Regions from separate parts of the Mus musculus genome. Here region 1 is linked to region 2. A link is a loop called in an ENCODE intact Hi-C map of the cell type or tissue named here. Cell type or tissue: left cerebral cortex. All regions are shown on one strand. Links, peaks and the distances in the headings refer to the core of each region. The heading gives the core; the rest is flanking DNA. Region 1 overlaps Clrn1 (clarin 1). Region 2 overlaps Med12l (mediator complex subunit 12-like).

Region 1 (2,912 bases), core at 278-2,777, 220 kb after region 2:
TACTTACAGTGGACAGAATCCCTACTAGACAAGTTGGTGAGAGAAACCCACTGGGAACTGTTTCCAGCTTGGTGTCTTTGGCACTAATGAGCTCCAAATCATGAAAATTCAGAATTGAGGTGGGATTGCAGTGTGTCATGGGAGACATGAAGCATGGCCCAAGTCAAATCTTTCTCCTTGAATTATTCACCAAATGAATCTGCTGGAGACCAGAGGCCACAAGTGAGCCTGAAACTGACACTCCTTAACTCTCAATGTGTTACCCTCAGGAAAGAACAAAGGACAAAGACATTATGGTGCCCTGGCCACAAACACCAGAGATCATAGAGTTTGGAAATGCTCCAGAAAACCAATCTGGAACTAGGAAGATGGCTCAGTTGATAAAGGGCTGCCTCAAAAGCTTGAGAGCCTGAGTTCAGATTCCCCAGCACCCATGAGAAACGCATGGGTTTCATACATGTCTGTGATCCCAGCACTGGGAAGGCAGAGCTAGGCAAGTCTTAAAGCTCACCAGCAAGCCAAGTCAAACCTAATCAGTGCACTCCAAGGTCAGTGAGAGACCCTGACTCAAAACAAAAAAACGGAGGTGATGGAGAAAGGCACCATCAGCCTCCATGAACCCCCTCATGAACACACACATTTTCATTTGGGAACAATTTACATACAAGGAAGGAGAGACTGCACACCTGAAATATAACCAGCTCTGGTGATGGCCTGCTGGTTACTCTCAGACATCAGAACATACTTGCTTTTCTCAGGATGGAGTCCTTTCACCTTAATTCAGGACACTGGAAGTTTCTAGAAGCCCACCAGCTAGTCTGTCCAGGAGCTGGTGCATGCTTTGGTGATGGGCTAGTAGTGCCCTGACCTGGAGGTCAGACCCTGAAATTCTCAAGCACAAAAGGCTGTGTTAGGAGGGAAAGGGAGGGAGTTGAAGGCTGGAGGATGAATCCCCCTCCTCTGGCCTCCATCTACCTCTTTCCTCTCTGCTCAGAGGTCTGAAAACTTTCTGTAATACCAAGCCTTTTTTAAAAAAAAATTCTGTAGAAAACAAGTGTTTGGTTGCTCTCTGTTCTATTAAAAGGTAGGCTTGGGAGAGGCACTGAAAATCTTATGAGAACCTCACAGACAGACTAACAATAATCCCTCCTCATGGGCAGAAGCTAGAAACGGGCTCCTTAAAGACAACAGAATGTCTGTCCATGAAAATCCTGTCACACACACACACACACACACACACAAACACACACACACACACACACATCAACCAACCAATCAATCAGTGAATGCTCACAGTTCACACTCTCTGTTTGCCCATCTTCCAACAGATGTCTGGGGTTGCCCTGAGCAGAGGGCCATGATGTAACACTCTTCTGTCTGCTCCTTCATAGGAATCAGACTCCCTAAATGGAAACATTCATTTTGCTGTGCTAGGCCTCTCTTGCACATGGTGGCCAGCATTCTCATGAGGACTCAGGGCCCCCTGCTGGCCCTGGGGTGGCAAGCACCCTGCCACTTCATTGTTACCAGACACCCAACTATGAAGGCTGTGACACTACTTGGAAGGAGTTGCAGGTACTGTCGAGGAAAGAGTCCCTAGAGTAGAAGAAAAGTCCAAATCTGAGTAGATTATTATCAGAACTAGTTCTTCCAAATAACTGCTTTTACTGTTACAGTTTTTCATAATGGGTGAGTGCCACTGTAACTGAAGATGTAAAGCCAGGGTTTAGAATTCCAAGGCTGCATCTTGTATACAAAGGACTAATTTTATTCCAGACTCCACTCGGAGTTCTTGGCCTTTTTTTACTCACCATTGTATCACCCTGGCCTCAGTTTCCTGAGTTAGGACCATAGGCTGAGCCTCCATGATGCTTGCTTCCCTCCTTCCTTTTGATTCTGTGTGAACTTTGAACACTTTATATGCACACATCTTATCCGTACACATCTTATCCATACACATCTTATATGTACACATCTTATACTTACACATCTTATCCGTACACATCTTATATGTGCACCTTATACGTACACATCTTATATGTACACATCTTATCTGTACACATCTTATACATACAAATCTTATATGTACACATCTTATACTTACACATCTTATACTTACACATCTTATACGTACACATCTTACACGTACACATCTTATCCATACACATCTTTGTACGTTGCTTTAGTTTATCCTGATTGTTTTGAGCAGAAGCTGTGATGTGCCTTTAACAAATCCAAACCTTGCCATGATACAACACCTACACAGAACTAAGACAACATATACGTAAAATACAACCCAATACTCAAATGTAATGTACAGAATCCCAGGATATGTGGGAGGCACTTGGTAACTATTTCTTGAAAGACATTCAACCAGACTCAGCCTCCTCTATTCCAAAGAACTAGCTGCCTCTAACAATGGCTAAACATCCTTAAACTGGGTTCCTTTCTTACCATCTGAACCTTCCATTTTCCTTGATTTTCATCTCACTCCACCTCTAACAAGGGCTTAGAACTTTGAAGGACCGGGATTATCTTGATATTGCATTTCAGCATGGATAGACTTTCACAGTGTTGTAGCTGCATATAACACGCAGGGGAATACTTGATACTTGTTCTAATAAATGAATCAAACAGCTCCTAAGGTACTGGTGGAACTTCAGGACATGGCCTGCAGGACAGGGAAGTGAAGGCCTCCCTCCTACTCTTGAATCAGTTCCAAAGGTCACAGAGACTACATTGTCACTAAAATGCAGATCTTTTTTTCTCAAAAACTAAATTAAAAGTGAGCCAGCTAGATAGAGAAAGAAGAACCGACTGCCATCTGATCTCTCCTCAACCTCCTCTAAACTAGTCCACAGCATACCTTGCATTAGTCAAGGTTCTCTAGAGTAACAGAACTTACAGAATTG
Region 2 (2,912 bases), core at 139-2,638:
TATTTCCAGTAAGAAATTATCTACATTTCACAAAGTAAAATAAAAGTAAATTCTATGATCTCTGGAAGAGAGGGCAGTTGGGGGAGATGAGAGGGAGAAGCCAGAGTGGCCATAAGTTTAGGGTTAAAGGTGGGTCGAGGGTGAGGGGACTTACAAACTTCTACATTCTTTTTAATATCCACAACAATATGATTTGTAAAGTTATAATTATCCAAAATCCCGATTCGGCCAATGTTAACTTCTGGAATGAAAACGTGCTTGCCAGTGTGTTGACTAGCAGCCTGGATAAACAACAGCATAAATCATAGCTACCATTCCAATATGACGGGAGGCCAAGGGAGTGAAAGCACTGGCTAGGCTACTATGTCTGCTGAACTATCAGGAAGCACGCCCTTCTGGCTGCGAGGGAGTTAGAGAGCAGAGAGGAAAGGGTAGCAAGCAACTGTACACAGCAGAAACACTACAACGCAATAAGTGACCAGACACATTAATCCTTTGAAAACATTTGCTGGTGGCTGGGAAGATGTTCAGCAGGTAAGTGCCCTTACTGCTTTTCCAGAGGACCGGAGTTCAGTTCCAAGCCCACACAGCAGGCAGCTCACAGCCATCTGTGACTCCAGCTGCAAGGGAGCCAATGACCTCCACAGGTGTCCACATACATGTTACATACACAGGCCAATAATAACATAATAATAACTCCTTAATATTTTCTTCTGTTCGGATGTGACTCACCAGCAGAGAGAGCTCATGTGTGCCAACAAAGTAAATGCCTTATCAAATAACTATCTAGTTTTATGTGCATACAAGGTTTCCCTGTGTTATTTTTAAACTGGCTTTATTGTCCAAAGACACTACATATTATACAAACCACTGCTGCCATGAAATCACGAATATGTCCTAGAAAGAAACAAAGAATAAATATCTAAAATAGAAGCCGTCAGCACTTAGCTACACGGGCTGGAGGTTCTCCTGGGAACTTCTAAGAGAATTAAGAGAGAAACCACCCGAGGCACGTCATTGATGAGGTCCAGAGAGACATGGGTGTGCAGAGGGACCAGCAGCAGTGGGAGAGATGCTCTGGTGTGCTGTGGGACTCGGGAGGGGAGATGAAGGGTGGCAGTCTGTCACTTCTAGAAGGGAAGCACAAATGAGTTTCACAGGCAGAAGCAGCAATGGAAGCAGAGGCTCCAGCAGCTAGAGGTTCCCAAGCGATTGTAAAATGACCACAAGAGGGCACTAGTGAAACATTCATCCATCCAAGAACGGTCTCAAGCCAGCAACCCAGGCAGCGACTTCACGGGAGTACAGCCTTTCACAAATGTTTAAAAGGCACTGAAGAATTCTGGTCAAAGGAGTACCAGGATCCAATACATAAATGGAAACTAACTCTCAGGAAGTTGCATAAGCAAAGTGAGCAGGGGCTACCACATTCAGCGGGGATGTGACCCTGGTAGGGAACAGAGGAGAGGTAGGAGTGGGGCCCTTGCTGGAGGAAAACAGTAGCCAGCCTGATAACAGAGATGAAGGGAAGGGCTGCTCGATTAGGGAAGCTTCCGGATTCACAGTGGAGTGGCTGGGGAGATAACAGTGCCACCCTGTGGGACACACAGGGCTACTGGGAGGTGGGAGGCTGCATTCACTGTGGGTACATTAACCTCCTCCTTTAACTACACTTTTAATTTTGAGATCATTACAGATTTCTGTGGATACCTCAGTGTGCAATGACTTTTGCCTTGGCATAGTGAGAGGTTCCCAGTATGAAAAACAGGGCAATATTTATGAAGACTGAGCTAGTACTTTTAATTAACCCCTTAGGACATGTTTCCTCTCCCCAGGGACCAGGCCCAGGAGAGAAAGTTTCCAGCAAGACAACAGACTTGTTGGCCAGCTAATGCCTTTGCTGCCCTGTGTACACAACACAGTGGGCCCTACCACAGCAAGAATCTGTCCCCCAAGACGGAGAAGAGACCTCAGGAATGGCGGGAGGGGGGTCCCTCCTGAGGATCTTGGTGGCAGGAGACACAGAGGAGTGTAGCTAGAGAAAGGCAGCTGCTACCAGCCCCCCACCCCAGCAAAGCAGCAGACCTGAGTGTATTCTTACATATGATACTTATAGCTGGTATAGCTCTTATAGCTGGTAGGAGCAGGTTCGATCCCTTGGCCAGCAAAACTAAAACTCTCCTCTCCTCTTTCCTCTGCCAGAATGAAGTTCATGCCATGATCATACTGCTGATGGTAGTTTGTGAAATTTTTCAACAATAAAAATGGCACAGCATTCATTTAACTCCACATACACAGAGACACAAACACACCACACACATACACATACATATATATATATATATATATATATATATATATATATACACACACAAATATGCACACACATATACACGAATATGTACACACACTACACCCACACACAGTGAGAAGCCACTCTAATTCGTCTACTTCTGATCAAACCATAGACAGCTAGGCTTTTTGTGAGGACACAATACAAGACATCTTATCACCAGGTGACCATACAAAATAGCTCCAGACCAAGAAGCTACAAAGCACAGTAACTTCCACATTATACAGAGCAGCCAAAAGATAGTCCTTGTGCCTGCTGTCAACACCCCAGAAGCCCATCCTTAATCTTCCCAGACACCGAGCATGATCTGTCCACCTAGTTAACCTCTGTTCACTTTGCATGCAACACACTCACAACCTCCCTGACACCCTAGTGACTAATAACTGTTTTCTGTACCCACACTCAATGCAATCTGAACTCCAATACAGCAGAGCTGACTCGGGCTTTAGAAAAATTCATTAAAGACAATTGGCTTTGAAGGCTATACGCAGTTTATATAAGATAACTCTATAACTTAAGCCCTTCGCTGTTTTGTTCTCTTTGTTTTAAAGCAGCTTTC

What was found. Peaks named below come from ENCODE experiments on the same cell type or tissue, not always from the same donor. Only the 100,000 strongest peaks of a DNase experiment are listed, where the experiment ranks them.
Region 1: a loop joins it to region 2, with 3 times the contacts of the local background. A loop is called at or near these places in 12 of 42 quality-filtered maps.

What each region holds. Positions count from the first base shown.
Region 1 is chr3:58,842,170-58,845,081 of GRCm38, reverse strand. It overlaps Clrn1 (clarin 1), which reads left to right. Exons shown (of 3, transcript NM_153385.3): 3 at 1-1,054. Gm40060 (a long non-coding RNA gene) reads right to left here. Exons shown (of 3, transcript XR_867327.1): 2 at 2,120-2,268. Among named protein-coding and RNA genes, the nearest start is that of Gm40060, 1.5 kb to the right of the region's middle. In left cerebral cortex, for the core only: a CTCF peak has its summit at 1,488 (motif pointing left); a DNase peak (open chromatin) is centred at 1,452.
Region 2 is chr3:59,057,756-59,060,667 of GRCm38, reverse strand. The region is part of intron 4 of Med12l (mediator complex subunit 12-like); the gene reads right to left. Among named protein-coding and RNA genes, the nearest start is that of Gpr171, 43 kb to the left of the region's middle. In left cerebral cortex, for the core only: a CTCF peak has its summit at 1,229 (motif pointing right); a DNase peak (open chromatin) is centred at 1,237.